2 separate regions of the Homo sapiens genome follow, and region 1 is linked to region 2. Evidence: chromatin contacts called from ENCODE POLR2A ChIA-PET data. All regions are on one chromosome and are shown on one strand. Each heading gives the region's core, a stretch centred on a gene start or an enhancer-like site at or near the end of the contact. The rest is flanking DNA. Distances are from core to core; before and after follow the strand shown.

The links. ChIA-PET counts read pairs that join two places held with the same protein, here RNA polymerase II (POLR2A).
Region 1: POLR2A ChIA-PET joins it to region 2 with 10 read pairs in H1. The contact joins the promoter of FNBP1 here to the enhancer-like site in region 2. POLR2A ChIA-PET finds 5 or more read pairs at or near these places in 3 of 52 experiments (BJ, H1 and activated CD4-positive, alpha-beta T cell).

What each region holds. Positions count from the first base shown.
Region 1 is chr9:130,039,378-130,044,716 of GRCh38, forward strand. It overlaps FNBP1 (formin binding protein 1), which reads right to left and starts at 3,812. Exons shown (of 17, transcript NM_015033.3): 1 at 3,575-3,812. The coding sequence starts at 3,598. RefSeq lists an enhancer at 52-171 and silencers at 1,082-1,131, 3,175-3,334, 3,515-4,074.
Region 2 is chr9:129,701,184-129,706,429 of GRCh38, forward strand. The region is part of intron 1 of PRRX2 (paired related homeobox 2); the gene reads left to right. Among named protein-coding and RNA genes, the nearest start is that of PRRX2-AS1, 15 kb to the right of the region's middle. Within about 2 kb of position 1,513, at least 8 of the 41 ENCODE cell types and tissues checked have a DNase peak (open chromatin) inside an H3K27ac peak, as active enhancers do.

The DNA.
Region 1 (5,339 bases), core at 2,562-5,061, 340 kb after region 2:
AAAATGGCCATGTAAGCCTGGGCGAGGTAGCTCGCGCCTGTAATCCCAGCACTTTGGGAGGCCGAGGCGGGCAGATCACTTGAGGTCAGGAGTTCGAGACCAGCCTGGCCAACATGGTGAAACCCCATCTCTACTAAAAATAGAAAAAATTAGCCAGGTGTGATAATGCACACCTGTAGTCCCAGCTACTCAGGAGGCTAAGGCAAGAGAATCACTAGAACCTGGGAAGTGAAAGTTGCAGTGAGCCAAGATCGTGACAGTGCACTCCAGCCTGGGCAACAAGAGCGAAGCTTTGTCTCAAAAAAAAAAAAAAAAAGAAAGTTTATTTCTATGGAGGGGTTAAAGAAAAAGTAAAAAAGAAAGAGGAAGAGAAAGGTTTTACTCCCTCTACAAAGCAGGATGTGGCTTAGGAGCAGGTCTTCAGTGTAAAATGCACATTAGAAACCTGTAGTTTCTAAAAGCCTATATTGATTTTAACCTGAAGTCCTAAAATGTATGTAAAATCTGATAGTATTTGTGAAGGTCCCTGAAAGCTGCAACCACCTGTTACAAATAATTCATGGCCACCCAAACCATAGCTCTTTCTCCATCTAGAAGAATAATTCTGCCAAGTTTGGCTTGAGCGCCCCATCATTATCTCATTATACATGTGCATGATTCCAAAGCCACCATTCAAGGAAAACCCTTAATCACTGCCCTCCGCTGGGCTACCCAATGTACCGCACATCACCAAGTCTCTGACCACCGGAGAAACTGGGGTTTACTTTTCATAATCCTTCATTATTCTAGTTTTTTTAAATCTCAAAAGCTACTAAGCCTTATACATCTTTGCATTTCACCTGAAAACTTAGATTTTGCATTTCTCTTAGTAGCACAATCATGTGTTCATTCCTTTTCCTATATTAAACTGTAAGCTACTCAAAGGCAAATGCTGGTACTCATAAGAATGTCTTTTTTAACGTCAAGCGTGGTGGCTCACGCCTGCGATCCCAGCACTTTGGGAGGCTGAGGCAGGCGGATTACCTGACATCAGGAGTTTGAGACCAGCCTGGCCAACACGGCGAAACCCCGTCTCTACTAAATACACAAAAAAATTAGCTGGGCATGGTGGCAGGCGCGTGTAGTCCCAGCTACTTGGGAGGCTGAGGCAGGAGAATCGTTTGAACCTGGGAGGCAGAGGCTGCAGTGAGCCGAGATCACGCCACTGCACGCCAGCCTGGGCAGGCAACAGAGCAAGACTCCGTCTCAGAAAAAAAAAAAAAAAGAATGTCTTTTTAAAAACTCCTCATTGCCATACACTTGCATATATAGAACTGTTAACTGATTCATTCTTCCTCATAAAATTGTCAAGTGAAAAAATTACAAATAGTTCACATCCTTCTCCTTTAAAACTATTTTCCAATTATTTTTATTGTAGAAAATGTCAAATATATATACTAGAAAGAATAGTGTAATGAATACTTCTGTACTCAGCATTTGGCTTCAATAATGGCCAACTCTGTCTCACTATCTCCCATCTACTAACAACCCAAATTATTGTGAAGCAAATATAAGATTTCATATCATTAATATTTGTATATATTCCAGTTCCCATTTATTATTTTTTTCTTTTTTCTTTTTTCTTTTCTTTTTTTTTTTTTTAAGAGGAGGCCTCTCCAGATATTCCCCAAGCTGTTCTTGAACTCCTGGGCCCAAAAGATCCTCCCGACTCAGCCTCCCAAGGTGCTGGCAATATAGGCCTGAGCCACTGCGCCCGGCCTCTCTCATTTATTTTCAATCACTCCTAACCCTGCCTTCCTTCCCACTTCTGCACCCTCAAAAAGAAATGTACAGAATAATGCAAGCAATTGCCGCTGTTTTAGCAGTTTTGCTCATAGCCACTGCCTCTCTTTGGAATTATATTCTATCCCATTCACCAACATCACTGAACTGTCCACCAAGGTATTGTGTTCGGTCCCTATTTCACTCAGAAATATATTGTACATTTTCCCTCCATAATTCCATCCACCTGTCTGAACAAGTGAAAAAAAAATTGTGCCACAATTTCTACTGTCTTGACAAAGATTACTTCTGATTTGCTTCCCCACCCCAGATAAGCTAAAGAGAGCTAAAGGGAGTGGAAGGATTAGAAGAGGAAAGAAACTTCAATACGGTACTCAAAGTCATAGATTTTGCCTAAACTGGTGTGTGCAAATATTTTAAACTATTTTATTTTCAAAATGGATACTTGTAAACATCAGCGGAAATTTTGTCATGAATCCCTTTTAGGCAGAAGATGTTTATAAAATGAATTATCTTAATTTAAGGGAGCTATTGCCCTCAGGATTTTGGTAATAACAACCGTAGCTGCTTCTGTACCTAACAAATGGTTATGTAAAAACAATTAAAGCAAAAGAAAACAAAACAAAAAACAAGGGAGGATGTGCTCTGTTTCTGTAATTGCTCTAACCTTGTTTTATTTTGATATGAGATTTCTTGGCCTCATCTCAGATAGCAACACCACCCTACACTTTCTCCTCCACACCCTTTGCAAATAGAATTCCAAAAGGTAGTTCAGGCACTTTAGAGTTCATCCTGGGAAATGGCTCATCTTGAGGGCATTTCAGTGCAGTAACTGAGATTTCGTCTGCTCCTTCCCGGGCCGCCGCACTGCCCATCCCCTGCCCAGTGATTTCCCCAGGAATCCGGGGACGGCAGGAAAAGAGCTCCATCCACAGCCAGCCCCTCGCCTTTCCGGGGACGGCCCTCAGCCCTGAGGGCTGCCCGTTTACCGTGCGCATCCCCCGGCCAAGCATCCCCGCAAGGCGCCCCTCACCGCCAACTTTCCCCACTGGAAACTATTCTCCGAGCAACCGTTAAAGATCATTGACCCCGCGAACGCCTCTTCCTGAGGTAGATCACGTAAGATCTCTCCCTAACTCCCACTTTCCCCTCCAGACCAGACGTCGCAGTGCCCACATCCCACTCAGGATTGAGCTACCCCGAAAGAACAAGTGCGCCCGGAGCCGCCACGGGCCAGAAGTCCTCGCCTCCAGAGCGAAGACCGCACTCTCGCCCCAGCACCCCAAAACCCGACCCCCGGCGCTCGCCCCGGCCGCCCCGCTCCCGGGGAAGTGCCCGATCCGCCAGCGCCTCCGCGGAGCCAGGACAGAACTCGCGGCCGGGGCGCCCCGAGACCCAACGCAGCGCCGCGCAGCCGGGGCCTCCACGCCCCCACGCCCGGTCCCGGCCCTCCCCGGGCATCCGCGGCTCGCCCCGGGGGATTAGGGCTCGGCCCGACACACACGGCCCGCTCCGGGGCGCCGGGGACAGGGAGGCCCGCCCGCGCCGTTCCTCAGGCCGCCGGGGACCCGCACCAACTCCCCTCGCCTCCGAAGGACAAGCCGGCCCGCACCTCCTGCTCGGGCCAAGGCGGACGAGGGGCATTGGAACCCCGCCTCCTCCCCAGGCCGCGAGGACCCCGACCAGCGCGCCCTCGCCTCCGCCCAGCAGCGCGGCCCGCGCCCCCTCCCCAGGCCGCGGGGAAACGCAGCGCGCGCCCCGCATCTGCCCGCGGGCCCAGCCCCTCACTCACCCAGAGCTCGGTGCCCCAGCTCATGGTGCAGGGGACGCGAAGGGGCGCTCCGCGCGGCGGGCGCGGCTCTCTGGTCCCCCTCCCCGGCGATCCCTTTGCCCCCCGAGATCCCCGCGACGGCGGAAAGCCCGGAGTCCGCGCGGCCTCCTCCGGCTCGCAGCTCCTCGCCCGGGGTCTCCTCGGCGGCTCCTCCTCCCCGCCGCTCCACAGCAAAATGGCCCGAGGAAGCAGCAGCCGCGGCCGCCGCAGCGCCCGCCCGCCCTACACCCGGAGAGCGGGGGAGGGGCGGGAGGGGAGGGGCGGGGCCGGTCTGACAGCTCGCGCACGCGCGCCCGCCCCACCCCGGCCCGGCCCCCTCCCCCGGGCTCCCCCGGCCGGGTCCGCGTCGCCCTGGGGTCCGGAAGGACGCGGAGGGAGGTGTGAGGGACGGCGGGACCCGGATCCCTAGGACTCCCCCTGCCAATCTGGTAATGACTTCTTAGTGACCACTGTCTGCTCGCAGTACTAGCGCTTGCCTTGGAACGCGGCAGGCCCTGGGATCACCGATGCTCCGCCGCGGTCTGAGATCGCTCCCCTGCGCGTATCGCCGCTCTGGATTTAAGGACAATACTTTCCCCTGGCAGCCATGCGCGCCGAGCAGAGTCAGCCCGGGAGGCTCTTTTCCCACCGCCCGAGGGAAGCCCGAGAGTCCCGCAGGCTGGCGCGGTGGGAGTGGGGCGGTGGTAACTGCGCGCTGTGCGAATAGAGACGTCGAGGCAAGCGCGACGGCCTCGAGTGGCTAGGGAAAGAATCCAGGGGCGTGCACCCAGTGATTTCCAATCTCTGAAACCAGTGATTTCCAACTTGTTCAGCCAAGAAACTCTCAGGCGTGAAATCACGTTACCGCCTAGTGGGTAAAAGCAAAGGCGTGGGGTACACAGATAACTTGTTTGGTTCAAATCCAGCCTCCCGCACGTGCTGGCCGGGCGGAGGCGGACAATTGCTCCACCTCTGGAAGCGCAGAGCGCAGTCCACCAAATGGAGGCAAATAACGTGTCCATCTCACTGCCCGGCGGTGAGGATCAGGGGTGGGCCAAGGCCGAAGGTTGGTAAACCCAGCGCTCATTTTATCAGCAGACGGACTCCCTCTCTATATATCCAAAGGTCTGCACAAATGTTCCTGACAAGCTATGGAAAATGTTTGGAATTCCAACTCCTGAATCACTAGCCCTTTCCCCACAGCTTATCTTTCTCCCTCGGTTAATGCTACTACTGGATCCTTTTCTGAGAAACCGTGCGACTCCCAACATGGGCCCCCAGTTAAAAAATATTTTACGATGATGCATTTCTCCAATCCCACCCCACCATTTTCAACCTGCTTATCATTCTCCTCCATTAAAAGGTGGAGCTAACCCGGGTCTGGTGGCTCACGCCTGTAATCCCAGCACATCAGGAGGCCCAGGTGGGAGGATGGCTGGAGGCCAGGAATTTGAGACCAGCCTGGGCAACATCGCAAGACCCTGTCTCTACAAAAAGAAAAAAAAAAAAGTTAGCTGGGCATGGTGGCATGCACCTGTGGTCCCAGCTACTTGGGAGACTGAGACAGGAGGATCGCTTGAGCCTAGAAGGTTGAAGTTGCAGTGAGCCATGATGGTGCCATTGCCCTCCAGCTTGAGCAACAGAGCAAGACCCTGTCTCAAAAATATTAACAATAATGAATTAAAGCCGGGCATGGTGGCTCACGCCTGTAATCCCAACACTTTGGGAGGCAGAAGTGAGTGGATCA
Region 2 (5,246 bases), core at 263-2,762:
CGTGAGGAAGAAGATAGGAAACAGAGCAGAGGGTTTAGGATGGAGCTTGAGGGACCATCGTTCACTGTGTGTCGCTCACAGCGGGAAGCAGTCTACCTGCACCATCACATTGACTTCGCTTCATAAAATGGTGAGGTCATGGCAGTCACCAACGCGATAGCTGATGTTACTTGACCACTAACTGGGTGCCAGGTATTGTCGAGGCACTTTAGGTGTTGCTGTTCCCACTTACAGTGGGGACACTGAGTCTCACAGAGCTCACAGAGCTGGCATGGAAAGCCAGAACCAGAATGCAGCTATTTCCAGGAAAGCGGGATATGGTTGGGCAGGTTGTCCACTGCATAACTGCAGGGGACACCAGTCACACTGGAGTCTGTGGGAATGGCACCCCTGAAGTTGTACAGTGCACAGCCTGTGCAACCATACGCAGCATCCCTGGGTGTGTCTGATCACAATCCTAGGCTCTTAATCCATGCCCCATCCAAAACAGAAAATGATATTCATGCACACTGTAAATGGAGTCATGTGATAGCTAGATACATGTGGACATGCAACAAAAAGTATGCAAAGAATTAAACAGATATGCTGTTGTCGTGGGATTTGTAGGAGATTTTTTTCCTTTCAAATGTCCTTAGGCCAGGCGCAGTGGCTCACGCCTGTAATCCCACACTTTAGGAGGCCAAGGCAGGCGGATCACTTGAGGTCAGGAGTTGGAGACCAGCCTGGCCAACATGGTGAAACCCCATCCATACTAAAAATACAAAAAAATTAGTCAGGCCTGATGCCGGGTGCCTGTAATGCCAGCTACTCAGGAGGCTGAGGCAGGAGAATCGCTTGAACCCGGGAGGCAGAGGCTGCCCTGAGCCAGGATCGCACCACTGCACTCCAGCCTGGGCGACAGAGTGAAACTCCGTCTCAAAACTTTCTACGACTGCCAGGCGCGGTGGCTCACACCTGTAATCCCAGCACTTTGGGAGGCTGAGGCGGGTGGATCACGAGGTCAGGAGATCGAGAACATCCTGGCTAACACGGTGAAACCCTGTCTCTACTAAAAATACAAAAGCATTAGCTGGGCATGGTGGTGGGCGCCTGTAGTCCCAGCTACTCGGGAGGCTGAGGCAGGAGAATGGCGTGAACCCGGGAGGCGGAGCTTGCAATGAGCAGAGATCGCGCTACTGCACTCCAGCCTGGGCGACAGAGCGAGACTCCGTCTCAAAAAAAAAAAAAAAACTTTCTAGAACTCTCTGTGATGATGAAAATGTTTCCTATCTGTGCTGTCCAATGTGGCGGCCACTGGCCATGTGTGGATATTGAGCCCTTGAAATGTGGCCTGTTCGACTGAGGAATGGAATTTGTATTTTTATTTCATTTTAATCAGTGAGAATTTCATTGAGATGGCCACGTGCAGCTCGTTGCTCCCACGTTGGACGGTACAGAGCTAGAGTGTGGACTGGTGTCTTTCAGTCTGAGCCATGTCATTCCCAGATGTCTGCTCTGAAGCTTGTGGTTCCTGAACTTGCGGGTGAGGGAGTGTCTACTGCAGATTCCCAGCTGGACCCTTGAGATGGGAGTGTCTGGCTTTAACAAGCTTCCCGGGGAATTCCCAGGCAAATTGTCAGTGGACTCCCTTTTAAGAAATGCGGAAGATGTGGTGCCAGCCTCTTCACGTGGCAAAGTGTGGCAAGGGGGGCGGGGCAGCTCCCAGAGCTGTGGCTGAAATCACCAGAACAGCTGCCCTCAGAGGCTAGCAAGGGGGTCGTTGAGGAATAGAGTCCTGTGTGCTGCCCTTCAAAGTGTAAACACAGCATGTCGTGGGGACCACAGGGAGGTGGACTAGGACCTACTGTAATGGAGAATTTTCTAGAGCCAGGGTTGGCTGTTGTGTGAGGATGTGATTGGAAACATGCTGGAGATGTCGAAGATGGCCCCGTGCCCAGACTCTGAGCATGCACCCCACTGGTGAGGCTGTCCTGGGTGGGGCACAGCAGCTGGTGGGTACCTGGTGGAGGCTGAGACATAGCAGGGGAGCCAGGTGGGTGGGTGTGGGCCGAGCATTCCGACTTGTTCGGGTAGAGAGGGGTGGCCAATTAAGCCGCAGGAGTCTGAACGGTCTCTGCGCCTGGCCACCAGCACTTGCCCTGGCTTCCCTGCAGGTCCTGGCTGCAGACTATGAGCAGCCCAGGAGCTCTTAAATGGGGAAGAGCTCATTTCCCACATGGGACCCTTAGCAGCAACTTCGCCTGGTCTGGAAATGGTTAACTTTTCCAAGGGCAGCTTTCATCCAGATACCAGCCACTTTGGGGACAGAGTCTGGACATAAATCACCCCTGATCACTGGCAGTGGTACCTGGGTTTGGTACTTTACCTCTCTGAATCTCATTGCCCCTGACTGTGAACAGGGCTTAATAACAGTACCCTCTGCATTGTACGACGCAGGGCTCCATAACCCAGTGCCAGGCGCATAATAAAGTGGGTTAAATGGAAACCAAAAAAGAAAAAAAATTAAGGGTGTGGAAGAAGTCCTTCTCGCCTCACCACAGTCCCATGCTGCGGTGAGGGGCGCGGCAGAAACACTCAGGACGCCATTGGAGCTTTGCCGAGCAAGGCTCAGACTCACATTTTCCAGCACTGCCCGGAACTCACAAATGGGTCATAGAAACCTCCAGCGATGTTTAAAGTTGAGCCTCTCTGGGAATGCAGCACTGCCCAGAGCCAGGGGCACGGCAGGTCCCGTCAGCCTCGCAGGCACTGCCCTTGTCTGGGCTGCTCGCCATGAAGGGCTGGCCAGGGGACCCCAAGAGGGGGCAGAGGGGCAGGTTCTTCCAGGACAGAGAGAACTGACTTTCCATGGAGCTGGTGCTTTAGGGTGGGGTCTGTGGACAGGATTCAAAGTGTGTGAACCACCTCTCCGTACAACATTGCATGCAAACTTTTCTGCACGCCTGTGTTTTTCTAGGGAATGGTTCGTAGAGTTCCTCAGAGTTCTCAAGGGGGGTTCATGATTAAAGTGGGGAAGAACCACCAGGCCAGGCCTAGCCTTCATATGGGATGAATAATAGTGGGGTTAGCAGTCATTTCTGGAGCACCACGTTAAGCATGTCCTTGGGAGAGCCCTGGGCCACGCCATCCTCACTGAGCCACCTGAGAGGGAGGGAGAGATACTGTTTTGTCCCAATACAGATGGTGAAACCAAGAATCCAAGAGGAGAGACCTCTTGTCTGAGGACACACGGGGGCAATTTTTCTCATTCTCAGATGCTCAGGGCAGGCAGGCGTTTGCTATCTGGGTGGGCTGCTGGTAGCCCCCCTAACCCAATTGCTGGGTTGGGAATATTCTCTCCTGCATCCTCCCAGGAAACCCGGGAACAGAGATGGGAGCAGGAAGGAAGCGCATGTGTGTCTGCAGGCAGCACATCTCAGCAGACAGAACTTGGGGTTCCACTGCCTTGCTGTGAGTGCGTGGCCGAGTCACTGCCCCTCCAGGCCTCAGTTTTCCTATCAGCAAAATGAGGGGTCTTGACAGATGACCTCTAAAGTCCCTTCAGACCCTGAGTCCTCGAGACGACAAGAATGACAGGTTTGAGACCGCAGAGCTGTTTGCAGGTTTGTTGCAAAACCAAGCCACACGAAGTCAACATCTTTGTGCCTGGGCCCCAGCCCTCACCCCAAGTTCCCAACTGGCTCTGGGCTTTAGGAGGCCCAGGAGCTCTTAAATGGGAGAGAAAAACCCACCTTGGGCCCTGAGCAGAAAACTTCATCGTGGTCTGGAAACAGTTAACGAGGGCAGCTTTCCTCCCGATACCAGCGCCTTATTAAAATGTAGGCTTTACAATAAACCTGGCATTTGGCCATCAACCTTAGATTAAAACCAGACGGGACAGACATGAACCCCTCTCTTAGACCAAATTTCGAGCAGAGGGCTGCTCCCCTTCCTCCTGGGTGACTCCCTGCCTCCCACCCACCCCGCACCCCATTCCAACAGGTGCCCCCCTCTCTAGAGCTTAGTTTTGGGGTCTCAGGAATAGAGAGACTGAGCTGGACTTGGGACCCCCAGCTCCTAGTGCAGAGGGAGGTAGTCAGGCACCAAAACGCAGGGGCTGAGGGATATGAGGGGAGGCTCCTGCTAGGGCCACGCTGGGGAGCCAGGGCCTCAGAGCCACTCGGCTGCATCTGGCCTTGGCCCCCCTGGCCCTTTGATTGCCTGTGAACAGGAGGCAAATGGAGTTCAGTGGCTTGATCCTGGCCCACGGCAACCTCCGCCTCCCGGGTTCAAGCAATTCTCCTGCCTCAGCCTCCCGGGTAGCTGGGATTACAGGCAGGTGCCACCATGCCCGGCTAATTTTTGTATTTTTAGTAGAGACAGGGTTTCACCATGTTGGCCAGACTGGTCTTGAACTCCTGACCTCTGGTGATCTGCCCGCCTCGGCCTCCCAAAGTGCTGGGATTACAAGCACGAGCCACTGTGCCTGGCCCTGAAGACTCCTTTTCTCAAGGATCCTGGGCTCAGAAGAACTTTTGGCCTCACCTGTCCCCAACCCTGGCTCCCCGCTACCGTTAGCCTGCTGCTGTGACCCGGCCGCATGGGGACATTCTGTGCGAGAGCCACTCCCTGGCTGGGCACGGTGGCTCATGCCTGTAATCCCAGCACTTTGGGAGGCCGAGGCAGGTGGATCGCCTGAGGTCAGGAGTTCAAGAGCCACTCCTGCTGGCTCTCTCACTGAGGGTTCCCCAAAGACCCTAACCCAGAGGCCCCTGACCTCTTGGGGCCTCCCCGGCACCCCAGCCCACCTCACTCCTCACCCCCTGTCACCTCACTACCTGTGGCACCCCCAGAGACTCAGGAGATATCCTTTGCTTGCCATTCTCTCCAATCTCAATGCTTCTCTTGACACCACCTCCTTTTTCTGTGTGTTTTTAGGAATAATTTTATTTCGTATATTTCACATACTGTACAATCACCCATTTAAAGTGCACAGTCCAGGGCCGGATGTGGTGGCTCACACCTATAATCCCAGTGCTTTGGGAGGCCAAGGTAGGAGGATCACTTGAGGCCATGAGTTTGAGACCAGGCTGGACAACATAGTGAGACTCCCATCTCTACACAAAAATTTTTTTTTCCCAGGCGCGGTGGCTCACACCTGTAATCCCAGCACTTTGGGAGACCGAGGGGGGCAGATCATTTGAGGTCAGGAGCAACCCGGTAAAACCCTGTCTCTACCAAAAATACAAAAGTTAACAGACGTGGTG